2 separate regions of the Mus musculus genome follow, and region 1 is linked to region 2. A link is a loop called in an ENCODE intact Hi-C map of the cell type or tissue named here. Cell type or tissue: gastrocnemius. All regions are shown on one strand. Links, peaks and the distances in the headings refer to the core of each region. The heading gives the core; the rest is flanking DNA. Region 1 overlaps Ldah (lipid droplet associated hydrolase). Region 2 overlaps Ldah (lipid droplet associated hydrolase).

Evidence for each region. A loop is a pair of places that touch in the nucleus more often than their neighbours do. Peaks named below come from ENCODE experiments on the same cell type or tissue, not always from the same donor. Only the 100,000 strongest peaks of a DNase experiment are listed, where the experiment ranks them.
Region 1: it touches region 2 in a loop (2.3-fold over the local background); 8 of 42 quality-filtered maps call a loop at or near these places.

The regions. Positions count from the first base shown.
Region 1 is chr12:8,282,509-8,298,807 of GRCm38, forward strand. It overlaps Ldah (lipid droplet associated hydrolase), which reads left to right. Exons shown (of 7, transcript NM_001364261.1): 7 at 1,392-3,251. The coding sequence ends at 1,583. It overlaps Gdf7 (growth differentiation factor 7), which reads right to left. Exons shown (of 2, transcript NM_001312876.1): 2 at 15,410-16,299. The coding sequence ends at 15,426. Among named protein-coding and RNA genes, the nearest start is that of Gdf7, 11 kb to the right of the region's middle. In gastrocnemius, for the core only: no CTCF peak of the experiment used is centred there; DNase peaks (open chromatin) are centred at 8,839 and 9,895; H3K4me3 peaks cover 621 bases.
Region 2 is chr12:8,210,556-8,226,854 of GRCm38, forward strand. Ldah (lipid droplet associated hydrolase) reads left to right here. Exons shown (of 7, transcript NM_001364261.1): 2 at 10,045-10,200. The coding sequence starts at 10,047. Among named protein-coding and RNA genes, the nearest start is that of Gm33037, 11 kb to the left of the region's middle. In gastrocnemius, for the core only: no CTCF peak of the experiment used is centred there; a DNase peak (open chromatin) is centred at 9,577.

The DNA.
Region 1 (16,299 bases), core at 6,567-11,566, 71 kb after region 2:
CAGGGAGCAACGGACGAGGATAATCTGCCTTCCAGGGCCTGTACTCAGCGGCCTCTGCAAAGGAAAGCATGCCCTGGCTCAGCTCCTCACTCACGCCCCAAGGCCTTTGCATGAAGCTGCTCGCTAGCTACTTGTACACACTCCTGGAGGGAGAAGGGAAGCTGTGGCCTCCTGCGTGCTAGTCATGCACACCTTTGGATGCATACTTGTTCATCCAGCAGAGGTTGCATCAGGCAGAACCATGATAGGCCCTGCTCCCTTGGCTTCTCTGTTCCCACTGCTCTTCCAGTGCCAGCAAAGGGAAGCAGTGTTTTATAAGTAAGAAACATGTATTTTCTCCTCTGTCCCTTAAAATACAGTCTTTTTCCTTTTTTTTTCCCCCGAGACAGGGTTTCTCTGTGTAGTCCTGACTGTCCTGGAACTCACTCTGTAGACCAGGCTGGCCTCGAACTCAGAAATCTGCCTGCCTCTGCCTCCCAAGTGCTAGGATTATAGGCATGCGCCACCACTGCCTGGTTCTAGTCTTTTTTTTTTTTTTAAATAAAAAGTATTACTATGGTATTTTACTGTGAAGGTCTAATGACCTGTTTGATCCCCTGGACCTACATAAAGATGGAAGGAGAAAGCCACACATTTCTTAAATAGTTTTAATCATCACTGTAACATTCTGAGTATGATCTTACATTTTGCTGTTTTGTAAATAAAGCCTTAGAGAGTACGTGACAGTCTTCAGTGGAGGACGGCAGTTTATAATGTAGCAGCTGTATGGTGCACATATCCTTTTTATGTGCACGTCTAGATAAATGTCCAGGAACAATCTTAGGAATGCCTCAGAAGAGGCTCTGTTGCCACTCAGCCTCGTTGGTGTCACCGGAGACTGAGGTGAAGTGCTCTCCCTAAATGTAGCACACTCTGCTGTCACACTGAGCCGCCTTACACTGGCACAGACCCTTAGAGTGCTGATCACATTTTATCAGCTGCATTGAGAAGCCAGGGGCGATCTGACTTCTTTGTATCCATTCAGCAAACCTATCCATGTGCCTACTGAAGGGCTGTATGAAAACAGTAAGTTCACAGTCACTAGTCTTTCAGTGACTGTGTCTGCCTAACTGTCTCCCTCCCCCTCCTCCCTGGTTCCACTCCGACCTCAGAACTCACGACCTTTCCAGGTGCTCCTCTAGTGAGTTAGAGGAATCTGCCCCACAAAGTCTCCAGGTGGCTTTCTTCCCATCACATCCCCTTAATGAATCCTGTGGTCTCTGAGGGCTCGGGGCGGGGGCTGGGGAGACCCTTAGGACCCGTGGGCAGAATGCTGCCCTCAGGGTCCTGCAGACCACCCCTATCAGCTGCTACTGGGAAGGGAAGATAACGTGTTGCTGCTTTTCTTTCAGCTTAAGTTTTACTATGGTAAAACTGATGGCTGGTGTCCAGTAAAGTACTATGAAGACATGAAGAAAGATTTTCCAGAAGGCAATATTTACCTCTGTGAGAAAGGAATACCACATGCTTTTGTTCTCGATTTTAGCCAGGAGATGGCTACCATAGTTGCTGAGTGGATAAATAATAGACCGCCCAGAAAATAGGTACTGGCCCAGGCTGGAGAGATGGCTCAGTGGTTAAGAGTACTGACTGCTCTTCCAGAGGTCCTGAGTTCGATTCCCAGCAACCACATGGTGGCTCACAACCATCTGTAATGGGATCCGATGCCCTCTTCTGGTGTGTGTGAAGACAGCTACATTAACATTAAAAAAAATAATAATTCTTTAAAAAAAATAAGTACTGGCCCAAGGGGGGAAAAAGTCACCTACAGCCAATGAAAGTTCTAGGTGTGTTCTGCATAGGGGCAAATGTTTAATCGTAATGCTTAAAAGAAAACTAGAGACCTTCCTGGCTTACAGATTTCCAGCTCCCACACCCTGCGCTAAGACTAAAGTGAACCCGGCTGACAGCTCACTCCATGGGGGAGCAGTGAGCAAAGGATGCTAACGGTGCACTTGCCTAGTTGAGGGGAAATCACTTCTGACTTCATACGGGTCCTTGCTGAGACCATCGCCGTGATAGGCGTGATTCACCTGCAATAAACCAAACATCAAGTTGGCCTGACATTTATCAACTAACTAGACAGAGTTGCTGAAGGATCCTGACTTCATCCTGCCACAGGATAACCAACAGGCTCCTCCTGAGCCCTGAAAGGCCAGGTCCCTGCTGGCTCCTCTAGAGCAAGAAGGGAGGGCTGCAGTGTCCACATCAGATTTGCACGGGATTTCTCATCAGTGTGATTCAGCTAGTGACCTCCATGGACAGGATGCAGTGAGCCACCCATTCCATTCATGATGCCATTAACTGCCTTGGGACTCTTCCCTTCTGAAAATTTCCTAGGACATCATCTTTGGAAAGGTGTTTTAACTTGTTGAGTAAAGCATTAGTTCATTCTCCACTTGCCTAAACTTTATTGATTGGAAAGAAAGGATTTTGTGACTGTTCAGAGTTCTGAAAGCCATTAAATTTGTATTTCTTCATTCCCGAAAGCCTTGAAGTCCAGTAGAAAAGCATATTCCTGGCCGAGACGCGGAGGAGTGCTTCCTTCCTGACATACTGGACAGCTCTGCTACCTTAATTGACTCAGTCCTAAGATCTCAGAGGCCAATAAACCCAACTGTCTATATGACTTGAACAGTTGGAAGCATTCCATTGTCTTGTAGAGAAAAGCTCTCCTAGCAGTATCATTCGTTCCTCAAGGGCAGTTGAGACGCCCTTCCTCTCAAACCCCTAAGGCCCTGATGACGGATTTGGTTCTGGTGTGCTGCCTCTCAGGGGTGAGAGGAATAGGTTCTAATCACACTCGCTCACTCCGCTCATTCTGTATGGTTTCTACAGAGGAGCTCAGCCTCTCAGCGGGGATAAGCCAGGCTCCAGACAAGGAGCCTTAGTCTAGGAAGACAACACGAGGTCCTCCCTGGTGTCTGCACAAGGATGCCTCCTGCAGAGCTGATCTGCGAAGCCAGGCTTCAGGCTCTGAGTACCTTGCTTATAGAGCAGGCTTGGTCACTGGTGGGAATCAATGCATAAGAACAAGTCCTGGCAAGTCAGACCTATTGGAACAAAGGAATAGCATTTGTGGATGTCTCTTACAAATTATTTTACATCACTCTTTGTTTTCCAAATCCTGCTTAAAAGGCCCTGGTTCCTCATTCCTGTTCCTCGCCTCAACGTCAAATGATATTTTATAATAAATGTCTCCCCCGCAGTCACTACTGTGTGTGGTCTGATCTCTGTGCTGTTGTATACAAGATATTGTATAAGCAGTTTGCCTAGGCTGAACTCAGCTATTAAAGGTGCTTCTGTCACTGCACTTTTGGAAGAGGGAAGAATCAGGTTTTAGGACAGTGACTCCTTGAGAAATACACAGAGGATCTGGAAAGGTGGCTCAGTGGTTAAGAGTACTTACCCACTCTTCCAGAGGAAGGGACCCACACCCCAGTTCCCACGTGCCGCCTCACAACAGTCTGTAGCTCCTGTTTCAGAGGCTCACACCCTCTTCTGGCCTCCCCAGGCACCAGAAACATGCTTTGAGACCATCTCGGACGAAGAGAGGGCAAGAGACAAAAATATATGAGAAGTAGCTGTGGTCCGTTTCCCAGGAGCTTTCTCTAGTGTTCCAGTTAAGCACACGATGGTCCCTCTGCTCTTCACAGCGCTTACTATAAAACTGTCTGATGCTGGTGAAAAGCAGCAGAACCGTGATCCAGGCCCATGGTGGTTCCTAGTCTGTCTTGAGCCGTGAATGACGCTCCAGAGGCTCCTCGTGCGGGCTCATTTCTGGGGTCCTTTCACTATTGAATTCAGTCAACCACTCAACCCTTGGACATCCCTATACCTCGGTGCTTTGATTTTCCCTCAACCTTATGAAAGTTGTCACAATTCAGATTAAATAAGCATAAAGGGGCATGACAAGCTGATACCACCCCTGACTCTAGACTGGATGTTTTTATTATAAGATAAACTGGGGAATGGTTTGGACCTAAAGATGGCAGTGTTAATGTTCTGACTTCAGTGGCTGTACTGTGGAAGCCTAAGAGAATGCTTGTTTTATACCGAGAAGGCCAGAGCACACCTAGGGCCTGTGGTGCTTCCTGCCAATTTTCTCACAAATGTACCAGAGGGTGCTTTCCCAGGGATCTATCAGTATTTTGGAGCTTTGCAATACTTCAAGGATAGATAAAAACGGTTTTCAAAACAGAAAGCTTTCCGCTACACCTCTCTGTCATTGTTTTCTAGACAATAGATTTCTTCTAGGCAATAAAGGGCAAACTGAGTTTAAATCACAAATCTTTTGTTTATATCTTCACAACACTACGTAAGATTTCATCCCAGCCAGGCAGTGGTGGCATACATCTTTGATCCCAACTCTAGGGAGAAAGAGACCAGAGCCCAGATATCTATGAGTTCAAGGACAGCCTGGTCTACAGAGAAACCCTGTCTCCAAAAAGATGCCACCTCTCCCCGAGCCTCCTCACCACTCACCTTTGAAGCTGGGATGATACCAGCACTTACCTGGCTAGGGGTTTTTGTTGTTGTTTGTTGGTTTGCTTGAGGGGATCGAAGATGTTTTGTTTGTTATAAAACAATGAGTTCATGTGTGTGGCAGTCAGCAAAGTGTCTGGCCAGCCTGCTATCACAGCCCCTAAAGGGAGAAACTGGCAGCCTTCTTCAGTCTCACCAGTGAAGTAGAAGTACCCATGCTAGCTATCGCCCAGGCTGTAAGGATGCTTGTGGTCTCCAAGCTTCTGGACCTTGCTCCTGTTCAGATGTGACATGCTAACCTAGCTCAGCCTTCTGGCCTTGGGTCATGCAGCCTCCACACACACAGCCTAGGATTCTGTCAGAGTGGGCTTAGAAAAGACGCTAGAAACACAGCAATTCTCAGAACATGTGAGACGTCTCTGTTCCTGGTCCCCTCCTGGGCACAGAAGAGGATATACTTGGGGGGGGTGACTCCTATCTGTGCCCCATAGATGAAGGGGAGAGATCACCCTGGTCCAGGTAGGGAGCAGCTGGGATGCATTAGTAGGGACTCTGCCAGCTCCAGGTGACACAATGGCCATACACGGTGTTGCTATAGTTCTGTGAGTCGAGGCTTCCTGGGGAAGAGGGAGAAGGCCTTTACTCATAAAGAGCAGGCAGGACTTGGGTCAGTTTGGCATAGAGAGCAAGTTCAGGTACGTTATCCCCTGTGCTGTCCCGCACGCAGACTCCCAGTCCTCCGAGGCTCTGATTTGCCCAGTGTTCAAATAACCTGAGGTACAAAGTGCCCTGTGTCACTCTCATAGCTGGAAAGATGGCTCAGTGATGAAGCACTCTCTTGCAGGGGACCTGAGTTCAGTTCCCAGCACACCAATGGAGCTGCTCACAATGATCTACAGCTTCAGCTGCAGGGAGATCTTACACCTCTGGTCTCTGTGAGAACAGACATGTGCTACAGTCACATGCACATCCACACAGATACACAGAATTAAAATAAACTTTTAAAAAATTAGTTTATAGCTAGCAGGTGACTGGAGCCAAGATCCTAGTTTAGGCCAGGGCTCTAAAGACATGGCTTTGTCCCCTTCTTTCTACTACACCGTGCTGCCTCCTAGAGGCCACAGTGGGCAAGCTTTCGAGAGCAGAAGGACTGGAAAGGGAGTCACAGAAAGGGCAAGAGAGCCCCTCCCCCTGCCCGCCCCTAGGCAAAAGTGAAAGGAGGTGGTAGGTCATACATGAGGCTTGTAAAAGACTGAAAACTGTAACACTCCAAACAGGCAAGAGCTCCATCAGGCAATATTTTGGGAGGAGAAAAACCCACACACTGGTGTCTATCACAGATACACTCTGCCAAGCCTTCTTGACACCTGGTTCTCTGGGCCTAACACAGAAACTCTTCTGCAGACATGCTTGCTCTTAAGCCTTGAGAATCCCTGCTTCAAGTCTCAATCATGCCCATCCTGAGACTTGGCCCAAAAACACTAACTGCTTCTACCTCCTGAGTGTCCATTTAACTCCCTCTTGCCAGTCCATCCTGAAAGACTGGTCATGACTCTTGGATCTCTTAGCATCACGACTGCAGGAGCAGGAGCCTGCTTCTCCTGGCCCCTACTATCATCCCTCCGCCTTGTTCTTCAAATGAGTGTTCTAGAAGGTAGACTGGAGTTACAGTCATCACTTAGCAGAGAACAGGGCCTGCCACTGACATTCAGTATAAATTTGGTTATCTAAAGTTAGTGTACATCTTTTCCAGACCTAGCAAGAAAGCTCTCACAGAATACAGGTTCTCAGCCGGACAGACTGTCAGGAAGTCACATTTGAGGAGGTCTGCATCCTCAAACTAGGGATGTCGATGAAAGCATCGGACAGAGCCATGTGTGCACTTCCAGAGCGAGTAAATTCAAAGACAACCTTTCACTTCTGAGCGAGAACTGCAAAGCAAGGCCACTAACCCTTGTGGCCCGTCTCATCTGATACGACTACCATGGTTGTTTCTCTTCTTCTGTAATTAGAAAACCTTTGCGGCTTAGGCATTGGCAGCTACTAAATATGTGGCTTATTAGTTGCTGAGCATGAACCCTGCAGAGTGCCCCAAATGGGAATTACAGCAACAATACCCAGGACAATGGCCGAGCCGAGTAGATCGCTCTCATTTTGTATTGCATTCCTCAAACATTCTGGTGAAGGGTTTGTTCTGACCTCCCCACAGCAGGCTGGATTTCTTTTCCTGGGTATGTCTATGGGAAAATCCCTCTTCTCTGGGATGGGAATGTGACCCCTGACTGGGCGTCCATTAGAGCCACAGGGTGTGGGTGCACCTGCAAGGTCTCCCCCCCCCCCCCCCCCACAGAGGGACTAGATTCCCACCTCTGCAAATCCACCCAGCTCAAGCTCCGAAGAACATCTGGGCTTCCTCCTACCAGCCATCACGGTACACCTGCATGTGATTAGGACTCAGCAGACACCCACAGCCCCACCGAAGTCAGCACTGGTGACATATCCCAGCGGACAAGCCTCTCCCCAGATCGCTGATCCTTCTGACCAGATGAGGACATGTTCCAGGGATACATGAGCCCTGTGCATCTGTGACCACAGAGTCCCCGTTCCCGGGGGACAGCAGTGAGGACACCTTCACCCCTGCTCGGAAATGAGTGCCACCAGGGGCAGACTGTGCACAGCAGAGCCAGGGAGGGGGCAGAAGTCGAACTTGGCTTTCTCAGTGTCGGCCACTGGAGAGGCTTTTAGACCTGTTCACAACAGTGTTTGGGAAGTTGGATACAATTTCAAATCCCCTGACTTTCTCCCCACAAGTGCCCCTTCTCTTGTGAATATGTGAGCCCCTGCATAGCAAGCTGGAGTAGGTCATATAGACAATGAAAAACTGAAATTTTAGCCTAGGAATGTGATGAACAAGACTTTACACCTTTCCATTGGAAGGGTCTTAGGACACATTTATTATACCTGCCACAGTATTTAGTTGAGAAGATATATATTCTCTCAATAAAAGAAAAATGTGTTTGATAATGAAATTAAGAGCACAGAGAGAGTCTGTCTGTCTTTAACACAAGGAAACATGACCACAGAGACCATCAACGAACTACAGAAACATTGGGTCCAAACTGGGTAGGTATTGCTGTTGCTAACAAAAAGGTGGGTCACCATATCCAGGACCCCATATCCTCAAAGGTCATATTGGTCACGAGTGAGTCCTTCATGAGGGCCAGGTCTATCAGCTGTCACCCCTACTCCTCTCCATGATCAAAACCAGAGGGCAAATGAAGTAGCCTGCTGCAAATGTAGGAAGAAGTCGGGCAAAAGAGCCAAGAGAGCACACTACACACTACAGACTGTTGGGGAAAGGAGCTGGAGCAGCTAAGGAGGTGTGTGGAGGACCAAGCAGGCTGGCTCGTCACGTTTTCTCTCAGACTTGGTCCTCTGAAATATGTGCTCGGTCTCAAAGAGGAAGCCAATCAACTGGCCTTTATGCCTTGAGACTTCCTTCAGAGGCTAGGCCATGCAGCCTCCAGAGCGAGAGGACCCATGCTTTCTGTAATGAGATAGATCCTCAGCAGCCTGGAGTATCCAAAAGCCAAAGGTTTATCCCTTCCAACTGTTTCTGAATAACTGTTCACTCATAAGCTTCCGTGCTTGTCATTTCCTGAAGAGAAAAGCCCTCTTCTCCCTGGAACCCAGGACTACTCGGTGAACCTCGTGGAGTTCGGGGCTATGCATAGGGACCTGAGCAGTTTCACAGTGATGGCCCTGTGCTTAGGGATCCTGGCCATGGATATATATACCTCATTGAGACCCTCTTGCTTGAGAGCACCATGGTCAACACAGACTAGCAGGGCCAGGCCTACCATGTATCTACCCATTTTGATCCAATCATTTTGACGCACAAGTCCCTGGCTGCTGCTCTCCAAAGACTAAGTAGGCTAAACAGCACTGGTCCAGACCTCCATCTCCAAGCACCAGTCAGAAGCAGTTTTATGAGTAAAAGATTTAATTGACTTATCTGTACAAAATATTAGAGTGGTGAATAATGAGCATACAAGCTGTTTAACAAATATAGACTGCTATGTAATGGTTAAGAAAAATAGTTGGCTGTTTTACAGGTCATTTACATTTCAATATGTACAACCTACTTAAATTTGAGAATACATATACACATGGATTCGTGCCTGCCCTCCCAGGGTTGGTTCTCTGCTAGCTAGTCTGGTCACAACAGCATTGTGCAGTGTCATCGGGTACTGCCCAAGCGGCCAGGCTGGGCAGCAGGCAGATGCTCGACTGTAGCCTGCAAGCTCCCAAGCTCTGCTCTGGCCAAATCCGAGCTGGAAGATTGCCAACCAGGAGATTTCAGGTTTTAAAACCTCTCCGTCCCAGTGCCTGCTCCACTGTCTGAGGAACAGTAGGTGTCATTGCAAAATGAAAGCTACTTCCCCTGAAACTAATTAATTCTGTCTTTAGCCGCTGAGGGAACAGCTGTGGAATTGAGCCTTGGTGGCATTACCATCGCCATTTCCATAAAATAACAGTATCAGAATCAGATTAAATTTACTTTTTAAGCTGCGGGCCACTCACCGTGTGCCGCATTCCACTGCCCACCTACTTACACAGCATCACGCCATGCGCAGGCTCAGCACCAACCTTCTCAGTGGAAGGACTGGAAGGATCTGCTCCTTTGTACAGAAGGCAAGATGAACAATCCCAAAGTTTTCAGAAGAGCTTACCTCGTCTGCTGAAAGAGCAAGTCACAGACAGTGTGTTAAACCCTATTTTTGTTTTTATTACATTTATAGTTCGGAGAAAAACAAACAAACAAAAAAACTTCCAGCTAAAAGACCTAATTGTGACTCTTTATCAAAGAACACAAAACGTAAAAGCTCTTTGTTCTACCATAGAATGTGAAATGCAAAAATCAAATTACCCCAAGGGTGCTCTATTTAGTCTGTGATTGATCAGAGGTGGAGCATGCCGGAGAAACTGCTCTCTGGAGTCTCCGTCCCCAGCTTGGAACGCTAGCCTGCTGCCCAGCCAGGAATCCCAGCGTTGCATGCTCAGCCTTCTCACTGAACTGGATCATCGTTTCTAAACAGAGGTGCAGATTAGTGGACTCTGTATGGACAGGCTGGCTCCAAAAGTGAGGCTCATTCCTCAAGGCGTCCACAATCCTCAAAGCAGATGGCTGCTGCACCACCACCGCAGCCCCCACCCCTGGGAGGAATCACAGACCTCACTCCTGTCTCAGGGAAAGCCACTCACCCACCCCTATCACTGCCTTGCAGACTTGATCCACTGAGAAGCCAGGCAAGGGCTTTCTGCCGCCCTCGTGGGTTGTCTGAGGCTATCAGGAGGGTCTGGAAGTTCTGACTGTCTAAGTAGAGACAGGTTATATGCAATTGCTGAGAGCAAGTATTTTTCAGGCATGGGGCCATATGTGCCCCCCCCCAAGGGAGTTGAGATTGTGTGCTTTAGAGGGCTCAGTTCACATTAGCTTCTAACTCAGCAGGACTTCTACAGCACCTTTACCACAACTCTTGTTTGGTCCACATTTGCACATGCCAAACAGCCAGACATAATTCTAGATACTGACAGCCGAGAGTCTGAGGGCCCTAGATGCAGAGCATGGCATGTCATCCCATCTCTAGACAGTGGAACTGGGGGTGTTAGATGCCAGTGCTGGTCATATGGAGCAGTACCTGGCTACAAGAAGACAACTCCATGCCCACCTCCTGCCTGGCCACATCTCCAGCCACCACCATTCAAATAATAGCAAAACAACTAGCAAAAGCAAAATAGCTGGCCTTCTTCTGGAGGTCTGTAGCACTGTACCTACGGGGCCTGGGTTTGGCTTAAGTCTCTTCTGATTTCCTTAGGCAGTTTATTTATGTAGCCATTGAAAGGGATGAGACATTCGGGACTACAGAGCCTCTCTTTCCATTCCCTCTGAAAGCAGAGTTCCCCTCTGGAAGGGAGTTCACCTGATGAGCAAAATGTGCCTCTCACACCTTCATACCAAACACAGAAACGGGTCTCAGGAAGTGTGTGGCTGCCAAAGCCCTCTTACCATTGAAAGGGATGCACAGGAAAGAAACCAGTCCTGAGTTTGCCTCACAGGTGCTGGACGAGACCTGCAAGCTCAACACCAAGCAGTAGAAATGGACCGTTGCCCGTTGAATAGATTTGCTGCTAAGAGATACACTGGCCAACAATAGCGAGAGAGTTTTGAAGTTCAGACTGGTCAGCAGTGACCTCGCGCCTTCCACCGGCCGTGCTGACTTACACTCTGTTGTAATGGTCGCCACTGCTGCCAGGAGCACCCTCCCCAGCTCTGCCTGGCTCAAAGTCTACAGCCAAGTTGTAAGCTGTCTACAAGCACAGCACAGATGGGGCCCAGTTAAGCTGGATGTGTGCACACCAGAAACAGAGCATCCCCCAGTCTCTGGATGGTTCTCAGAGCTCACAGCCACTGATGAGAGAGCAACTGCCAGTCTCAAGGCAGCCTGAAAATTGGACCTCTTAAGAATGGGGTTCCATTACCACTACCCCACTTGCGGTACCTCTTTGTGCTTTCCTCAGCGCTGGCACAAAGGGGGCGGGGGGGAGGAACTTAGCTTCAGCCTAAATCTACGAAGGGATCTGCTACAAAAGTCAAAGCTGGGGGGGGGGGGGGGATCTTGAACTCTTCCCATTTAGTGCTTCTTAACGCTTAACTCGGCCACCATTTTCCAGGTCATATAAAAGAAGATGAGGTCATCTGACTCCAATTCCTGCCACCAAATCACTGTGCTGGTAAGCTTCAGCCAGATGTTAGATCCGTGGCATAGAGAGGAGGCCCTGGGAGGGCAGCCTACCTGCACCCTGGGCTCCTTTACTTTACCTACAGCACCTGAGCTGCCAATAGAGCATAACTTTCACTTTCTTCGCTGTCACCAGAGAGAACTCACAGCAGCCCTTCCCCCAAATTCAGTCACCTGGCAGGCTCAGCCTGGATGTGACTGAATCTGAACACAAGCACGTGGAGCCAGGGTAACCACACTCTCCAAAACAAAACAGCTCCTGGCTGGTGGCGAGCCAAACCCCAGGCCCCAGATCCTGGCCTCTCCTGCACCTGCCTCAGCCTGGGTAGAAAACTGAAGCAACATTTGAGACGCTCCACCATAGGCTGGCATTTAGATAAGATGGTAGGCACACACAAGCCCACACTCACAGAACTCTGGCGCTGTGGCTGTGGCTAGGATTATTTGCCTTGCCTTGCCTTGGAACATCTGAACAGCTTTCTAGGAAGAATCTAGGAACCTTGAGACTAGAGCAGTTGTCATTTAAGGGATCTAGGTAGGGAGATGACTGCCCATGACTAGTTTCCTCAGGTGTCTTTCAAGAGATGCACTGTAATCCTGATACCTGCGTGGCCTCCTACAAGGTGGGCCCAGGCTACGCTATGAAGAGAGCTGAGTCCTTCATGTACAGAAGCCTTGGCTCTAAGACTAACCAGAGACATCAGCTGAGCACCCTGTGGAGATCTAGTGATGTCTCACCTACTCCTCAGATTTTGTAACAACTTTTCCATCTTCTCCACATCCTCTCTTCCCTTTCCACCCCTGACACTTTTAAAAGGGAAGTAGAGGCCCACTGCTCCCTGGCAGAAAGCTACATTCAGATGCCCATCCTCCCAGCTCATCAGCTGAGGCCCCTGATGCTCAGTCCCTTGGAAAGGTCCCTACCTCCCTGTACCTGGCTCCCAAGAGGACACTCTCTGGAGAACCATCCAGGCCTATGACAGTGTGTTCTCTACTTTCCACTGCCTTTTCAGGGCAGACTCAAAGGAGGAGCTAGCCTCTTGGGACATCAGATGCTCTTGGAAAGGATGTGCCTGGACATGGTACTTTAAGAAGGAATGCAGTCTATGACTGCATTTGTGTTGGCCTTGAAAGGGAGGATCTGGTGAGATGAGAACCTGTAGAGTTAGCATCCAGTATATACCCAGGCTCTCCTCGGGACTCACATCCAGCTTCTGTCCCTGCTGACACCATGATGGTTGTCAGGAAAGATCAGCATGGGACAGAGAGATCCACTGGCCTTTGGTAGCACTATCACACAATGCACAAGCTACTTACCCCATACCATCTGAACATGAAATGCCAGGAAAGTGGGCCAAGGCCAAGCATGAACACTACAGCACAGCACAGCTCCAGACACTCTTCCTCACAATAAGATTAAGTAGCCGACCACCCGCTCTGCTTGGTCCAGACCAACTGCTTGGTAACCCCAAATCCCACAAGACCAGAGTCTAGGAATCCTGAAAATGCCTTCCTGCTAATGGAGGGGGCTACCTTAATCCATAAATTATGGCTTCAAGCAGCAAACCAGACCAGTTTGGTGTCTGGCAGGACTGAGAGTCCAGCTGGCCTCCCCTACTTCCTTAGCAGGCCTGTCAGCCTCCCTCACTTCAAGCAGTGGTTCAGGTTCCCAGCAACGTGGAGAATTCTGTTTACTTCGGAAGGGAGGCTTTGGTGACCTCAGGCTGGGCAGGAGGGGACACCCTAACTGACATGGTCTGTGCTGACTACAGCATCCAGACAGGGATTCCAGGATGCAGCTGAGTTTGTCCTGGTCACCCGCCCCTCTTAAAGCCTAGATGACAAAGCAGATGTTGAAGAGTGTTCCCAACTGTGCAGGCAGCAGCCTTTCTCCGCCTCTTGGCAAGCTAGTTTAACCACATCCCATCTGCCCCACATGCGGTTGGCCCTTTTGTGGTCATAAAATACATCCTCTAGAGAATGGCTACAGGAGACAGAACCAGAAGAAGAGCCCTGTTTCTAGTTCCACAAAGGATCCACGAAGGATCAAGGGAACCCTGGGAGAAGTTCTGATCATTCAGCAAACACCTGAGGCCTCAGAGGCACGACATGAACACTACAACCCAGTGCACAATGTTGACCATTCTAGTGACAGTACCCTTCTGTGGGTGCAGCCTCAACGCAGGGAATTCCCACTCTCAAAACATCACTTTCTTGTTAGAAAGAGGTCATCAAGTTTAAAGGGGGTGGGCCATGCATATATCCCTACTGTGCAACAACCAGGCTGAATTGAGTTAGTTTCCCCCCAAAATTGTTTGGCCTAGTCACAAAAATAAAAAAGTATTAAAATGTTTGCTTCTATACCAAAGTAGTAAACACCCTAAATTTTCCTCAAATAATCCTCAAATTTTCCTAAATAATCGTCAACTGTAATTTTCATTGATTTTTCTAAACTTTCTAATACAGCTTTTAGCTTTACGACCACTTTATTCTCCATTGTGACATAACAGCCACTATTACATCATCTAAAACAGAAAAGGGAGGTTTCCCTGGTAGAATCCAGAAGTCTGGATGCACATTTCTGCCCAGGCACAGCCCACCCCACCCCCCCAAAATGATGAAATTATATCAAGAGTAGCCACTTTGTGATTTAAAAGAAAAAATGATAAAATAATTGCATTTTCTGGTTACAGAGATCCCCAGTCATATAAGTTCACATTCTAAAAGGAGAGAAGTCTTCATTTTAAGAATAAATTATACATGGATTATTTTCCCCTTGGGAGGAAACTTTACAAAATGAAAAGGACTCAGATGAGACTTAAATAAATTAGCTGAATCTAAATGTCCATCCTTCCTTCTCTCAGGAGTATCCACTAAGAACTAAACGACCTGTAAAGGTCATGGGCCTTGGCATTCAGGACGAGTGCAGAGTTAACTCCTCCCCTAAAGCCCGAAGTGGAAAACCTAGGGTGCTGTCAAAGTGGTCCTCTGACTCTCAACAGGTGCAGCCCAGCTTGTTTCTGTTTCCCTGGCCACTGACAGGGGGCCCCAAAGGATGAACTGGCACCAAGAAATCAAAGGGCTCTGCAGAACAAAAATTCTGGAGATGGGAGACAGGCTTGCCACCTTCTCATTCCACAGTGTAGGAGTGGAACCCTGCTTCCTCCAGCCCTGCAGGTCCAGGCTGTGTGTTTAGGTCTGACAAAGGTGTTGGTGTGGCTTCACTCCCCCTTGCTGCCAAAAAAAATAGCAAGGAACACAGTGAAAGACACACACAGGCTACCACAGATTTGACAGCAAAGCATAAACACTCTTTGCCTTTTGGAGGGGGCTGTGCCGACCTGGCAAATGGGTTTGAATTCTGGGCTGATGCTGGTGGCCCCAGGACACTGAATCCCTGACAGCCCCTTAGGAAATCCTCTTGGCACCTTCTAGACACTCCTAAACCTGGCAGACCCTATCCTGTTCCTCACCTGACTCCTCCATTTCACACTCACCCTCGGGAGAAAACTATTCTTTCTACTTTCCAGATCATTCCTAATTGGAATGAATTTTTAAGTCTGTGTGTGTTGGCATTTTGCAACACAACACATTCTTTTGGATAAAGCTTCGTTTTCAAAACTGAGCCAGTACCACATCAGACTTGTTTAGGAACCGGGTGCTCCCTCCCAAGCCCCAGTGGCTCCTTACTTTTGAAGGTTCCCAATGCCCACTCCAGAGAATCTGGGTATCCCAGCCCTGCAGTGCACTCCATATCCAACGTCAGGAATCCAGCCACACCGCCTCCAACTAAAAGGAGAATCCAATGCTAACCCATTTCTACTTGGATTTAGTGCCAATTACTGCAACATAAACACAGATGCCCTTCCCTCTCCCGAAAAGGACAGAGGTTTGTATCAATGGTAGCAAATAAGCAAGGCTTTTAGCGCCTGCCGTCCACGGTAAACATGTGCGTGAGTGAAGGAGTGTGTAAATGTGAGTGTTAACTGTGTGCTCTCCTCTGTGCTGGCAGAGGCCATAGTCCGCCGTCCCTCGGGCCTGATGACACCTGCTCTTGAGCTAGGGTCCTGGGCGGCCAGACCCTCCCCAGACCGCATGCTACCTGCAGCCGCAGGCCTCCACCACCATGTCTTCGTACTGCTTGTAGACCACGTTGTTGGCGGCATCGATGTAGAGAATGCTGATGGGACTGAGCCTTGCGGGCACGCAGCAGGAGGCTGGCGCAGCGTCGGGCGCCATGGAGTTGAGCAGCGTCTGAATGATGGCGTGGTTGGTAGGCTCCAGGTGCGAGCGCAGAGGAAAGTCGCAAACGCCCTCGCAGTGGTATGCCTCGTAGTCTAATGGCGCGATGATCCAGTCGTCCCAGCCCAGCTCCTTAAAGTCCACGTGCAGTGACTTGCGACTGCAGCGGCTCCGGCCTCTGCGCCCGTGGCCCCTGCCTGCGCCGCCGCCGCCGCCGCCGCCGCCGCCGCCGCCGCCGCCACCGCCACCGCCGCCACCACCGCTTCCCTGCGCTCCCCGAGTCCCAGCCAGCGCAGTCCGCCGCCGCCTGCGACCGCCCAGGTTGGCTTTGCGTGACCCAGCGCCTGGTCCTGGATCCGGTGGCGGCTCTGCAGCGGCCCGGAGAGCACGGGCCTGGGCTCGGATCTCCCGGAACAGACTCTCTTTCCTTTGCGTACGGGAGGAGATCACCAACAGCGCGCGCTCCTCGGCCGCAGTGCCGCCGCCGTCGCCACCGCCCGGCCAGCCGAAGCCCAGTCGTCTCAGGGCCAGCGGGCTGCTCTCCGAGGCCGTCACCGCGCGCAGCACCAGGCAGAACTTGCGGGAGGCTCGCGGCCAGCGGCGGTGGCTCTGCACCGCGTCCGTCACGTCGAACGCTTCCCAGCGCGCGCCGCCCAGGGGCTCGGCGGCCCGGGAGTGCAGCAGGTGAGCTGTGCCAGCCTCGTCCGGGCACGTGGACAGCAGCAGCCGC
Region 2 (16,299 bases), core at 7,031-12,030:
TGTTGGTGAAATCTATTTTGTATGTAAGATGCTACACCCAAAAAAATATGAGCTGAAGACATAGCTCAGTGATAGAGCAGTTGCCTAACATATACAAAGTCCTGGGCTCAACTCCTAGCCTCACAAAACAGTAATTATTTGTTTAGATAGATAGTATACAGAGATTAAGAGAATGAGAAGAAAAATCACAGAGTCAGAGAACACTGTAAACCTACATTCACACACACAAATATGCATAATGACACATGAGTAGTATTCAGGATTTAAACATGTTGCTGATTCTAACAACAGTCTTATATCCAGAACACTACATATGAGAGTGCCTCCTCTCCTATCTCTTGATTATACTCTATCCATGTCTATTGACAAATGCAAGTTCTTAATCAAAAGAATGCATTTTAAAACTTGTTTCCTTTGTGGTTAAGGTACCCTATTTCTTGTTTAAATAACCTTTGACTGTCCAAAGATCAAAAGATATGTTATAATGTAAACACTCATTGCTTGGAAGCTTTCGTGTTCTCTTTTCATTTTTGAATTATATGTGGCACTCTCTGTTTCCATATTGAGATCTAGTTAGCCTGTGTTGTTTGAAAGACCATCTCTTCCTTACCTCCATCCCTATTCGCTGGATTTTCCTTTTTCATTATTTTCTACATGCAGACATCCAGTTTGACCAACACTGTTTGTTGAAGATGCTTTCTTTCTTTTTTTTCCCCCCATTATATAATTTTGGCTTCTTTGCCAAAAATCAGGTGTGGGTTTATATCTGGGTCTCCAATTCCATTCCATCCATCAATGTCTGTTTTTATGCCAGTACCATGTGGATTTTATTACTGTAGCTCTGTAGTACAGCTTGAAATCAGGGATGGTGATACTTTGAGCAGTTCTTTTATTATTCAGGATTGTTTTAGCTATCCTGTTTTTTTTTTTTTTTTTGGTTTGTTTGGTTGCTTGCTTGTTTTTCCATATGAAGTTGAGAAATCCCTTTTCAGGGTCTTTAAAGAATTGTGTTAGAATTTGATGAGAATTATGTTGAATCTGCAGAAATACTTTTGGTAGGGTGACCATTTTACCAATCCATGAACATGGGAGGTCTTTCAGTTTTCTAATAACTTCCTCAGTTTCTTTCTTCAAAGACTTCAAGTTTTTACTATACAAGTATTTTCACTTCTTAGTTAAGAGTTATCCAAGATATTTTATATTATTTATATTTTATATTATTTTTAATAATATATATTTTATATTATACTTTATATTTATATTCCAGGCTATTGTAAAAGTTATTTCCCTTATTTCTTTCTCAGTCCATTTGTTATTTGTATATAAGAATATAGGAGGTCTACTGTTTGAGGGGTGAGAAAGGTTTGTTTTCTTTTAGTTTGGTGGGATTTATTTTTTGTTTGCTTTGCTTTGCTTTGTGTTAATCTTGTATCCAGCCACTTTGCTGAAAGTGTTTATCAGCTGTAGGAGTTCTCTAGTGGAATTTTTAAAAGTCTTTTGTGTATATTCTATCATATCATCTACAATGATACTTTAACTTCTTCCTTTCAATTTATATTCCCCTGATCTCCTTTAATTGTCTTATTGTTCTATCTAAAAGTTCAAGTACTATATTGAAAAGATGTAGAAAGAGTGAACAACCTTGTCTTATTTCTCAATTTAGTGAAATTACTTTAGCTTTCTGTTCATTTAATTTGATGTTGACTATATGCTTGCTGTAAATCTGTAAATTGCCTTTATTATGTTTAGTTTTGTCCTTGGTATCCTTAATCTCTCCGGGGTGTTTATCATGAAGGGGTGTTGGATTTTGTCAAAGGCCTTTTCTTCATCTAATGAAATGATCATGTGGGGTTTTTTTTCTTTCACTTTGTTTGTATGGTGGATTACCTTGACAGATTTTCATGTATTGAATCATCTCTGCATCTTTGAGATGAAGCCTACTTGATCATGGTGATCTTTTTCATGTGATCTTGGACTCAGTTTGCAAGTATCTTATTGAGTATTTTTGCATCTATGTTCATAAGGGAAATTGGTCTGTTATTCTCTCTCTTTATGAGTCTTTATGTGGTGTGACTATCAGGATAACGGTGACCTCATAAAATGAATTGAGCAGTGTTCCTTTAGTTTCTATTTATTTGAATAATTTGAGAAGTATTGGTGTTAACTCTTCTTTGAAAGTCTAGTAGAATTCCTTGTTAAAACCATCTGAGATCTCTTCAGCCTTTTTTTTTTAAAGATTTATTTATTTATTATATGTAAGTACACTGTAGCTGTCTTCAGACACACCAGAAGAGGGAGTCAGATCTCGTTACAGATGGTTGTAAGCCACCATGTGGTTGCTGGGATTTGAACTCAGGACATTCGGAAGAGCCATCAGATGCTCTTACCTGCTGAACCATCTCACCAGCCCCTCTCCAGCCTTTTTATGTAGGCACTTTGTGCTATGTACTTCCTTTTAGCACCACTTTCATTTTTTACCGTAAGTTTGGCTCTGCTGTATATTCATTTTCATTGAGAGTGGGATATGTAAAAGATAAAGTCTCTGCTACCAGTGTGAGGGTCAGTGTATGATTTAAGGTGTAGTAGTGTTTCTTTTACAAAAGTGGATGGCCTTCAGATGTCCCTCAATAGAGGAATGGATACAGAAAATGTGGTACATTTACACAATGGAGTACTACTCAGCTATTAAAAACAATAGATTTATGAAATTCTTGGGCAAATGGATGTATCTGGAGGATATCATCCTGAGTGAGGTAACCCAATCACAAAAGAAGTCACTAGATATGCACTCACTGATACATGGATATTAGCCCAGAAACTTAGAATACCCAACATACAATTTGCTAAACAAAAGAAAATCAAGAAGGAAGACCAACGTGTGGATACTTCATTCCTCCTTAGAACAGGGAACAAAATACCCATGGAAGGAGTTACAGAGACAAAGTTTGGAGCTGAGATGAAAGGATGGGCCATCCAGAGACTACCCCACCTGGGGATCCAACCCATAATTAGCCACCAAACACAGACACTATTGCACATGACAGCAAGATTTTGCTGAAAGGACCCTGATATAGCTGTCTCTTGTGAGGCTATGCCAGTGTCTGGCAAATACAGAAGTGGATGCTCACAGTCATCTATAAGATGGAACACAGGGGCCCCAATGGAGGAGCTAGAGAAAGCACCCAAGGAGCTGAAGGGGTCTGCAACCATATAGGTGGAAAAACAATATGAACTAACCAGTGCCCCCAGAGCTCGTATCTCTAGCTGCATATGTAGCAGAAGATGGCCTAGTCGGCCATCATTGGGAGGAGAGGCCATTGGTCTTGCAAAGATTATATGCCCCAGTACAGGGGAACGCCAGGGCTAAGAAGTAGGAGTGGGTGGGTAGGGGAGCAGGGCAGGGGGGAGGGTATAGGGGACTTTTAGTATAGCATTTGAAATGTAAATGAAGAAAATATCAATAAAAAATTGAAAAAAAAAGTGGGTGGGCCTTGTATTTAGGGCATAGATGTTAAGAATTGAAATATCCTGGTGAATTTTTCCTTTGTTAATTATGTAGTGTCCTTCACCGTCTCTTTTGATGAGTTTTAGTTTGAAGTCTATTTTGTTAGATAATAAAATGGCTACACCAGCTTGCTTCTTAGGTCCATTTGCTTAGAATAAATTTTCCCTACCTTTTGCCCTAAGGTGATGTCTCTCCAGGATGTTGAAGTATGTTTCTTGGATGGAGAAGAAGGGTAGATTCTGTTTTGTAATCTGTTCGGTTAGCCTGTGATGTTTTATTAGAAAATCAAGGCTGTTGATATTAAGAAATATCAATAACCAGTGATTGTTAGTTTCTGTTATTTTGCTGCTGCTGGTGGTGGTGGTGGTGGTGGTGGTGGTGGTGGTGGTATAATATGTGTGTATGTGTTTGTATTTTCCTGGCATTCCTTAAGGGATTTATTAATTTCCTCTTGAAGGACCTCTATCAGATTCCACCATGTTGGACTATTCAGAATCTGCTCTGATAGGATAGTTGGGCTCTAGTAGAGACATACTGTCCTGGGTGTTATTGTGTTCTTACAGTGGCACCTAAGCATCTGGGTTTGGAGTGATTATAGGTCTAGGTGCTGATTTGTGGATTTGTCTTAGTTGGGTGGGTGTTTTGTTCCTTGGTTTGTTTCTTCTCTGTATTTGCAAAGAGTATAATTTAGACTGTGTTGTTTCCTGTTTTACTTGCCTTCTCAGCTGGTGTCTTCACAGGGAATGCCTGAGGGTGTTGGAGCTGTGATGCAGCAACTGGTGTGGGGGGTAGGGGGAGGTCAGGAGGGGATCCTCCTTGTGTGTCCATGGGATCCACAAGAGCCATGTGCAGTGGGGAAGGGAGCCTGCAGCTAGCAATCTGTTGCAGTGCTAGGGACAAGCCTGAGGGATTGGGTCTGGGGAACCAAGAGAGCAGAGAAGGTCTGCGGACAGGATCTATAGTTCACATTTTTGATATTATTTTTATATCAATTCTCTGCTTTCTTCTTACTCATATATTACATTTTTTCCTGTTATACAAATTTGTTACATATTCTTGTGCAATTCTTTTAGTAGTTGCTGGCTTTTTGTTGTTGTTTTTGGTTTTGTTTTGTTTTGTTTTAGCAGACAGGAAAAGCTTTGCTTTTCTAATTGTCATTGTGAAAGATTTTTGAAAGCGAGCTAGTCTGCTATTGCAAAATCAGATTTTAAACTTAAAAACAAACCTTGAATGACTGGTAACATTATTCAGTCGTAGAACACTTGCCTAGCATGTGCAAGGCCCTGAGTTCAATCCCCAGCATTGCTCTAATGAGAACCAACTGCCAGGCTCACCTCTGTTGTTTAGTACATGGAGATAGCCAGCATATTGGTGTTTGAAACAGAGCTTCTGCTATTTTTCATATTTTTTCACATACTGTCTTCCCATATGAAACACATTTTGTGTGTCTGCCATGAACCTTGAAAAAGTCAGTCTGTACATGTGCAGTCGCCAAGTATTTCACGACTGGGTTAAATAGTGGTACCCAGGAACCACATAAATCAATCTTCATTCAGAATCAGACACACAAAGTGTGTGTTCTGCTCTGTTTCAGAGGAAACAGTAAGTGGTGTGTGTTTGACAGTGTGCATAAAAATTAGCTTTTTTAGAAGCTTCTTAGCCACCAGATGTGTGCAGTAAGTACTACAAGTTATTATTAGATATACTTAATAATTGAACTCTTGAAGGTTGGGGAGCTCAGTGCAAGCCGAAGGACCTGAGTGTGGACCCCAAGTCCTCACTTAAAAGCTCTATTGAAACCTCAGCATAGGGAGAATGGGGAGGGACATATTGGTCCTGAGAGCTTGCTGACAGCCAGTCAGTTCATGTGAGACTGTATGGAAACATTGAGGTTCCAGAAAACAGTAAACCAAGATACCTAAAGTTGGCCTCTGTCTGCTGTACATATGCATAATGGGTAAAGACACACAGACCATTTAAAGGAAGGAAATCCAAAAACCTCCCCTGTGTCTTTTTTATGCTTAATGTGATTGAAGGCTCTCAGGACACCCTAAAAATCAAGCTTTTTAAAAAGTTATGCCTGTTCCTACATGATTGTAGGAATTCTGAGTAGCTAAAATATAAATATAAAAAATAAAACAGCAGGCAGCCGGATACTGAAGCCGAGTAAGGTGCACATACAACTCTACTTTGAATATTTGTGTTCATCAGTTCAGCTTTATTGTTCTCATTGGCTTTGTACAATGTAGCTTATATATCGGCATTATAAATAGTATAAATATAATGAAAATATTAGTTTAATCTAAGCTTCATACTGATCAAATGCTAGTTTTCTGTTTTACCTAATTTTTTATAAGATTAAATTGGATAAATTATGTTGCCACATAAAATTAAAAATTCAGAAATGATTAATACACATAAGCACTGCCCTTAGGAAAACAGGTTTGCCTAAGTTTCACAAATTGCAGTCACACTTGGTTTGGTCTTGGTTCTCATCCAGCCGGACTCTCGATGCTTATCAAGTTGATTTAATCCAAGCCTGCCTATAGGCTGTAGCTGAGGCTGACAGTGGAACTGCCACTCCTCAGAAACATAATTGTCATACAGTGCTTTGTGTCATTTGCAGAACTGAATTACCTCGTAGGTAAGATTTTCTTTCCTTCTTCGCTGCTTGGTGAGAATAAGACAAAGGAGGGCAGGGGAGGGAAGGCTGCCTGGGAACACGCGTGGGAACTGCACTCTCAGCCCTGCTTGGCTTGAGCTGACTTTAGAACTGCACTTGCAGGTTTCATTTTGCAGTTTTTAGAGACTGTGCTTGAATTTCTTATCTGCTTGAACTCTCATAAATCTCGAGGGAAATCAAACCCCCAAGGTGTCATTTACTTGTACTTAAGCAGTTAAGAGGCAGATATGTTTAATGGCGGTTCCAGGAGGCGGGCTGGATGAGAACCAAGTGTGATTAAAATTTGTGCAACTTACGAAAACCTGTTCGTTTCCCCACTGCTGAAATGTTGAAGTGTGGCCAGTGGCTTCGAGATCCAGGTCCAAAGTTAACATTTTGTGTAAAGCCTCATCTAATTTTGTTTCTGACGCATTGTAAATATCAGAAAACCTTCACAAACACAGTTCCTGTGCTATGGTAGTTCCTGAGACGAGGCTAGAGTGGCATTTACTGGTGAACTAAAATAAGTCTGTGTAAAAAGGTGACTGACGCTTAGTCAACACATTCGGTATCAGGAATGGTTTTCAGAAGAAAAACCAATTAAGACTTTTGATTAAACATGAAATTTTGAATATTTGTGTTCATTTCTTCTTCCTACCTAAATTCACAGAAATGATAGTAAAGTAACATAGACCTAAACAATGGAAATAAGGGACAGCAGATCCTAAGACTAGAGCAGTGAGATAGAAATGTAGGAGAAAGGAGAACTTAAAGGCAATTAGCAAGGCTGCCTCGATGGATACCGAAGAAACTGTAGCTTATCATTCTCAAATACCAGACATTGTACAATGGACTGTCTGTAGACCGCTTTATCACAGTTTGCTTAACTCCACGAATGACCGCTTGGGTTCCTTGGCACTTTGGCTATTGTAAACCACATTTTTATATCAGTCTTACAGAAATATTTTTGTAATTTTTGTTTGTTTTAGGATCAATTCTTCAAGCTGAGGCAAAGTGATTGTTTTTTATAGATATTGGCCCAAGCTGTCAGATGGCTTTCAGATGTGTGGAATTTTCCATTACACTGCATCCTAACTGGCATTGCATTTGCCTTGATTTAATTAAGATGGTTGGTCTGGGGAAAGACATTGAGTGTGTTTACACTAAGTTTTAAGCTTAGCTGACTACCTAACCAGTGTCCACTTGAGAAAATGACTGTTCACTGGGAAATGAGAATGCCTACTATACAAGGATGAAGGTCTGGGTTCAAATCCCCAGCACCCACATAAAAGTCAGGTGTGACCAGAGTGCCTGTGCTCTGAGCACAGAGTACATAAGGGGATAGAGACAGGAGGCTCTCTGGAGCTTCTTGACTGGCGAGCCTAGCCAAAGAAAGAGCTTCATGCTCCTTGACAGACTTTCTCAAGGAAATAAGGCAAAAAGGCTATACGGGCAAGCATTAGGTGTCCCCTTCTGACTTCTTCATGCAAGTATATATACACCAAACACATACCACCAAACACTTTTTTTAAAAGATGACAACAGGTAATATGAAGCAAGATACTGACAGGCTTCATGTGGGAAGCACAATTGAGCTGAGTCTAAGGTAGGAAAGATTGACAGAGGACACTACGGCATCTCGGGAGGGATATGTGAGTCCTAATTCAATCAGGAGACAGAAGCCACACGTTGTGTTATTCACAAATGGTGAGTGTAACACAAAGATCCATTAAGCTCCGGTAGGAGAAAAGCCACAACATTACTATGTAAAAGGGACTCTAAAGCGATTACCCTAGACCTGGAGAAAACTATGTAAAGAAGGATAGACTTGAAGTTCAGAGCTCATTGGTGGTATGCTTGCAGCCCTAGTACGTGACAGAGAGGTGTGCTGGTTTGCACAGGCCAAAGCTAGTGTCCAGTCACTGTGAACCAAGACTGGGAGGAGGGTGCACAGAGGGAGGCGGGACACTGCTGCAGGTCTGAGGCCCAGAGATGTGGTATGTGTAGGGGTCTCCTCATACAGGTGAATTGAGTCCCATAGGTAAGTTCAGAGGAAATTAGAGCACACATTAAGTGTCAGTGGAATTGGAAATTGAAGAGATCTCCCTCTGCAGCAACCTGGAGCAGTGTTTTCCACTCTGGGCATCCTTTACCTTTTGAAACTTTATTGTGGGGCCTCGATGCTTAGCAGCATCCTTGCCCTCCAGTCACTCCATTCCAGGAGTTCTTCTTAGTTCCACCAGTGGAAAAGCTCCAGAGATTGCTATGGATCTTTTGCTGACAAAGTTTCCTCCAGTTGGAAAGCAGCCGCAGTTGGGGGATTTCACAGCTAACAGCACAGGGGGAGAAGCACACGCTGGCAGAGCCTGCAAGGAAGCCACCATTGAAACTCTCCAATCTGCTCCTCCAAGAGCTCACCTTGGCCTCCCCTCACAAAAGAAAAGCATTTTAGAAGCCTGGGTCGGAGCTGTGAATGCCAGGATGAGAGTGGGGCTAGACCTGGGGGGTGGGAGGCAGTCAGTTGGTCATTGACAGCGGAAGGGAAAGCATTCCCGAAGTAACTGAGGGACAGAATTGTGAGCAGAGTGAAGGGACAGAAGAGCTGTGGCACTATGGGAAGGACAGGTTAGATTGAGGGGCAGGTTGGTGTGGAGGGCCTAGAACAGTGATTCCCAGTCTTCCACAGGGGCAGCATATCAGATATTTACATTACGATTCACAACAGGAGCAAAATGACAGTTATGAAGTAGCATCGAGATAATGTTATGGTTGGGGTCCCCACAGCGTGAGGTCGCAGCATTAGGAAGGTTGAGAGCCACTAGGTTAGAAGATAGAGTTTTGAAATGTTAAGACAGTGCCCTGCTGTCTGCAAGCGAGACAGAGATGGCCTCAGGGATAGCCTTGTCTGGCCTCAGTGGGAGAGGATGCACCTAGCCTCGTGGAAACTTGATGGGCCAGGGGTGGGGGTGGGGGGATGACCAGCTCAGAGAAGAGGGAGAGGGAGGGAGTGGGAGGGGTGACCAGGAGGGGGGCAGTGCCCAGGATGTAAAGTGAATAAGTAAAAATAATAATTTTTAAAAAGACTCAGTGCCCGCAGATGGAACAAAGAAGGCACTGGAGGGATTACATAGAGTTCAGGATCACCAGTTTGTCTGTATGAAGTTATCTAGAGAATTATTTATGCCTGCTGCCTCATGTCCTAGGCATTGTCTGCCTACCTCTTTCATAATTCAGTGACGTAGTGTTTCCGTGACACAAAACAGTGTGCTTACAGAAGTTTTAAAGAAGAAGATGACTAGACTGAGCTCAGTGGCCTTCCATCCTGGGAGAGCTGAGCCTTTCACCAACCTTGGCCAGGTGGAGGTAAAGGGCCTGTGTCAGGTGAGGCACCGGGCCATCAGAGACCTGCAGACTAGGGAGGTGGATGTCATCCAAGGGAACTGTCACTCCCAACTGGAGACAGAGAGGGGAGCATGCTGATCTGGCTCTGATTTCTGCTCCTTTCTGACCATGTGACTGCCTGTTTTGTGGGAATCCCCTTATTTGTCTTTCAGTCCTTTAATGTAGATAGCCGAATAGTCCTGTATCTTTGACACATGCCCTGTGGCATTTTCTTCTACGTGGTTTTTTAAGCTTCCCCCCTTTTTATTCTCCAATACTGTCTTTGGCTCATGGTTTTCTGTTTTACTGCCTTTTGTGGGGATGGGAGGTTTGAGAAAGGGTCTCCTGTAATCCACACTAGCCTCAAACCGTATGTAGCTGAGGAAGCTAACCTTGAACTCATGTCTTCGAGTGCTGAGACTGCAGCTGTGCAGCACCACACCTGCCAGCTGCTGGCTCTGTACTTTGTTTCTCACCCTTTCCACCTTTTATTTAGAGATGGCCTCAGAAGTCGAGGAACAAATCCCTGTGCGTGAGGAGTTCTTTCTCTGTGGTGGAGTTGAAACCAAGATCATAAAATGTGGGCCCTGGACTAACCTCTTTGAGAAACAAGACGTCAGCAAGCCAAAACAGCTTATCTTCATCATTCCCGGTAAGTCGAAAAGTCACAGGTTCTCAAAACCTCTGGTTCCAGAGTGACTGCCGGTAAACTGGAGAATCACAAATAAAATTACCACTACGAATGATGGTCACGGTTACTACTCTGGGTGTGTGTTTTTAGTTTTCTTTACATTTGTATCTTCTATATTAGTTATTGTATAGAGAAACCTTGTCTTATGGTTGGTACCACATACATAGTTTTGTAATTTGCCTTGTAAATGTTTTTTTTTTTTTAATATTTACAGCTTTATAGAAGCTAAAGCTTTAAATAACTTCTTTCCACCTTTTTAAAGATGCTTATGCCCTTAGGTGGAGTTGTTGTTCTCGGATTTTCATCTGGGTTGTCTATGACTTTGCTCTGTCACGGTCAGAGATGTCTGGTTGGTTGCAAGCATGAAGCTTTGGCCTTGTGTTCTTCCTGTCACCGTGGCAAGACCCCTTTGAGCTGTATTTTACCTTATTTTCCATATTTATGTGGCTGTACAGCTATTTTCATCATCATGAAACTGATCAAATTGTCTTTTCCTCTAAGATTATACAGACAGCCCTGCCCTTTTGCATGCTTTTTTTTGCTGATAATCTTTTGAGCTGGAAGCCCTGTGTTCTCTTTGCTTTCGAGTTGGGTGGTTCCTTAAGTTCCATTCATGGGATCAGTAAGGCTGTTGTTGCCCTCCTGGTCTTCAGGGATGTTTCTACATAAAACAGATTGTTCTGCAGCTGAGTCTGTCTGTGTCCTCTGCCTCCTTGCAGTTAGCTCAGTGTATTTCCCTGTTCATAGAATGCCTTCACATCTAGGCCTCGTCCTTGCTCGCTATTTTCTTATCCAAGGTACTTTTTTCAGTTTCTTCGTTTGCCTTCATAGTGTTATCTTATTGAGAGAAGAAAGAAACCTCATTAAACTGATCTTTAAAATTAGCTTTGTTCTGACAGATCCTCAGAAACACTTATGCTATATGCTCCTGGCATTAGTTCACACGTCCTTTTATTCTTGTGGTATATTGGGGTGGGCGGGGTCAGTACATGCTGCTAACGTGGAGGTTGGAAGACAACATGGAAGAATCAGTTCTTTCCTTTCACCACATGGGTCCCAGGACTCAAACGCAAGGTTTAAGTCAAACACTATCTTTTAAAACATGATAGTTTTATTAGTTCTTTGAGAATTTTATATAATGTGTTTTGATCATATTCTCCTCCCAGATCTCTCTCACCTCCCCATCCACTCCTAACTTCTTTCCCTCCCTTAATATCTAAGTCCAGTTTGTGCTGACCAGCGTGTGCTAGGTATTGGTCAACATTTCTCATTACTCTGTGTCAGGTTAGATCCCTTTCCTAGAGCTCACACTGCACTCTTGATATTCTCTCACTGTTGGTGAAGTGCTTCGGTTATTTCCTGAGACGTGCAGAGGAGCAATCTTGCAAATAGTGCAGCCTATCCAAGAGTTGTGTAAGGTTGGGGGTGTGGCATGGTGGTCTGAGTGTGTGTAACGTATGGAAGGAGAAAAAGACACTGTCTTGGACTCAGCATCTCTCTTTTTTTAAGATTTATTTATTATTATATGTAAGTTCACTATAGCTGTCTTCAGACACACCAGAAGAGGGCATCAGATTTCAAATTATGGATGGTTGTGAGCCACCATTCGGTTGCTGAGATTTGAACTCGGGACCTTTGGAAGAGCAGTCAGTGATCATAACTGCTGAGCCATCTCTCCAGCCCAAGATTCTTTTTGAAACTCGGTCTCATAGCATGTGATAAAATAAAAAATAGATGTACTCTACCAGCAGGGAGAGCTTGAAGTTATCAGCATATTGGGTGCTGCTCCATGTAGCAGAGGTTTGATGAAGATGGGGTACAGAAAATAATAGACTCACGATCATGGACTGGAAGCACAGTATCTTCCTGAAACTGGGAGGAGGGAAATTTGGCAACTGAAATGGACAAAATATGAAAGGATTTAAGAGGAAACTGAAATCATCCCTGCCCACCACATGGCTGTCTCCCATTAAGGGTTGAAGTTTCTTTCTGAGAGTGACTCTAGTGGAGAGTGGGGACAGTAGAATAGCCTATATACTGAATGAAAGGAATTAAATTAAAAAAATAAAAGTATATAAATTTTTCATCAGCTTCACAATGAAATGGCAGACATATTGGGAGTACAGCGTGAAAGGGCCCAAGATTCATGGGGAGTCCTCAGAGTTAGGGGTGCTTAGGCTGTTAGCCACTTCCAGCTAATGAAAGGACCTACGCTTCTAGTTCTTACAAGTAGTGCCTGCATGGGAATCAGCGCCTGAGGACACAGGTCCCTTTGCCCTGCCATTGACTTCTGATGCAGAAACGCTGGGGGTGTCACAGTCATGCGTAAAAGAGGAATTTGCTGCTTAAACTTAATGCAAATAAGTCCTTTTGGATTTGATAACTGTGATGAATTATGGGGCAGAGGTAGTGACTCAGCCCAGCTGGATTTCGCAATCACTTAACATGGGCATGACAAGAGGAGTGTCACTTAGGTATCCCGCTTCTCAGGGCATACATGAGTGGCTGAGAAGGGTTAGGATGGCATTGGCAAGTAAGTCCTAAGGTCTGTGAAGTAGCTGAGTGAGGTGCTGCCCACTGAATGCCCCACCTAGGGACTCGCTTCACTTACTGTCTCTTCTGTGTAGTCTGCAAAGACCAAAACAATCGCCTCTGCCACTGAGGTGTGTGAGGTGTTACAGAGTAGTGAGAGCTCTACTGAAAAGGTTCAAGGGGCAGAGAGCCCACAGGGAAGCTATGCTTCCTGTGTGCCGAGGAAGTAGAGGAAGCTGTTGCCAGGTGCACTGCAGATGGAGGGAAGTGGGACACATTCCTGGTCCCATGGTCTCTTTCCTCTGTGGCCTCAGTCATTTCTGTGAGATTCCAGAGACGCCTAGGCTTGTTGTGCTCCTTAGTTGGTGGCATTCCATTACCCTGTCTTTGGGAGCTCATCTACATGAACTGTCATGAAAGTTGGGGTGCGTGTTTACAGGGGAAGGCATCTGGAGTTCTGTGGCCTCTCCAGGTGTGCTATCTTCAGCAGCCTCCTTGTGTTGCACTGTGTGTTGCTCTCTAAACGCTGTCCATCCGTGGTTGTATAGAACCTTCATTTTCAGAAGGTTGCTAAGAACAAGGGTAAAGAGGTCAGACCTGCCCAGTCCTCCGAGATAGGCGCAGTGAAATATGAAGATGGTGGTAAGTGGACCCCAGCACCACACCAGCTGAGAGGAGAGAACCTTCCCTACACAGAGGTAGATAAATTTGGTGGAGAAATGGTCAGCGTGGTGGCACATGACTATGATCCCAGCACTTGACAGGCTGAGCCAAGAGGATTGCTTGGAGTTCGAGGACAGCCCTGGATTCATGGTAAATACCAGGCCAGGATGTTCTAGAGTGTGAGAAACCCTGACTTAAAGGTGAAAGAGAGGGTAAATACAAAGCCAAGTAGACATTAATGGAAAGAGACTAGTGTCACTATGTGTAAAGACTGTATATCGAGGGTAGGCATTCTGATTCAGTGTTTCATGGTCAGTATGTTTAAAATTGTACCTATATTATTACTAAATACACTCCTGACAAACTGTAAGTTCCAATTTTACTCCAAGATGAGTATGTGACTCATTCAGCTTATAAACATGATAAGTAAAATCTATTTGTAATGTTAAATGAATCCTGTCATCTACAGTCACCTCTGTTTAGTCATAATGTACATAATGTACTTTTTAAAACATCTTAATGGATCCAATTTGCTAGCCTTTAGATTCGAATTTTTCATGTGTATTCATTGGAATACTGACTTGTAGTTCTGTTTTTCTAGAAGTCACATCTGCTTTTGGTATGAGGGTGATATACACCTCACATAACGAGTTGATAACTATTTCTTCCTTGTGTGTTATCTTGAAGAATACCTATAAACTTGATAGTATTTTTCCCTTTCAAATATTTGACAGCATTTAAAGGTGAAGCCGTGTAGGTCTGGATTTGTTCATGAGATCTTTAATCTTTAAGCTTGACTTTCTTTAGTTCTTAGTGGGACCATTGAGATTATTGAAGTCTTCTTGAATAAGCTGTGGTGTTTTGTATCTTTATAGGAAGTTACCTATTTTATGTGTTATGTATATTACCAAAATCATAATGTTTTCTAATTATTCTTATAATAAAAAAATGATTGAAACCTAATCATGCCTTAACTCTTAACCACCCCTGTGTTTCTTCGACTAAAAGGCAGATTTCTTACTGTAGTCTCAAGATGCTGACTAGGTTGTCTCCCCCTCCACGCTGTGCAGCCAGGCTTTGGAATCCATGTGTGTTCCTTGGTAATGATGGTATTGACTGTAATAGGAAGAGCCAAGGTCTGGGGGACTTGTGTTGCTTTAGTAACTATGCTCTTTATTTCTTCACTGCCTTTGTCTTACCGTCTGGGCCTCAGAAAAGTCACTTCCTCAGACCTTGGGTTTGTTGTTTTTTAAGTCATACTAATACCTATCACAATATCCTATCTATACTAATACCTATCACAACATCCTATCTATACTAATACCTATCGCAACATCCTATCTATACTAATACCTATCGCAATATACGAATACCTATCAAAACACTTGTTTTGTTTGTAAGAGTTATGACACTCGTGTATCAGCTCACCCACTTAGTTATGTGTGTATATTCCCTCATACTGTATAAACCCCATGGAGCTCCTTGTATGCCTGTGTATGGCACAGTGACTTCCAAACAGCAAGTTCCCAATGCAAATGTAATGGTTAAAGTAATATGGAAGCTATACAGTGGGAATAGAGAAACTGAGCATATTGTAGTTGACATTTTACTTGATGATAATAAAATAGTATATTAAAGTAAGAAGAATTAATTAGGATCCTATAATCAATAAGAGGATGGGCTTGAATCTACGCTGCCATAAAGGCCGTTCTATAGTGTGCCATTACCTTGTGCTCAAAGTGTTTTTGCATAACCTGTCTTTAGAACTGTTGAATCTAAATCATTGCTTGTAATAATTCTAACAGCTTCTGTTTACTGATGGCTAGTTTCTATTGCTGTGATAAAACACTATGACCAGAAACAAATTGGGGAGGAAAGGGTTTATTTTATCTTATAGCTTTACCTTCCATCATTCAAGGAAATTAGGGCAGGAACTCAAAGCGGAAACTGATGCAGGGGCCATGGAGGAGAGCTGCTTACTGTCTTGCCTCCCTTTGCTTGATCAGCATGCTTTCTTATAGCACCCAGCCCAGGGATGCTACCACCCACAGTGAGCTGGTTACTCCCACATCAATCATCAATCAAGAACATTGCAGCCCAGGCTTGCCCACAGGCCAGTCTGATGGGAGTATTTTCTCAGCTGCAATTCCCTCTTCCCAGATGTCTTTACCTTGTCTCAAACATTGCACAACCTGTTTGTTCTCACTGCCCCATCAAATGAAGACTGAGTGAGTTAGAACGTGTAAACACTAACTTCAGGTACAATCTTCCTGTGCTCAGAGGGTTAGCAAGTGACGCCTCTAGCATATGTTGACTACGTGGCATAAAAATGTGATTTGAGGATAGAACACGCTCCTGGTAGGCCACAGTCAGTAAATTCTTTGTAAAGTAATATGTAAGCTAGGCAGCGGTGGTTCATGCCTTTAGTCCCAGCACTGGGGAAGCAGAGGCCAACAGATCTCTGTGAGTTCAAGGTCAGCCTGATCTACAGAGAGAGTTCCAGGACAATCATAGCTACACAGAAACCCTGTCTCGAAAAAACTAAGGAGGAGAAGAAAGAGGAGGAGGAGGAGGAGAAGAAATAATTAAATATAATTTCAATCAGAATCCCAAAAAGAATTTTTTAAGTGGAACTAAAGTTTGAGACCAGCCTAGAAAGTTTTAAATAAAGAGAAAGGATTTGCCCTGCCAGTTACTAAAATATGAGCATGTACACCTGTATGGTGTGTGTGTGTGTGTGTGTGTGTGTGTGTGTGTGTGTGTGTGTGTGTGTATGTATGTGTAAAGGTGTATAAGATGGAATGTTTTAGCAAAGGACTAAATGACAAAGTAAATAAATTGAATTATTTGATTCCAACACAAAAA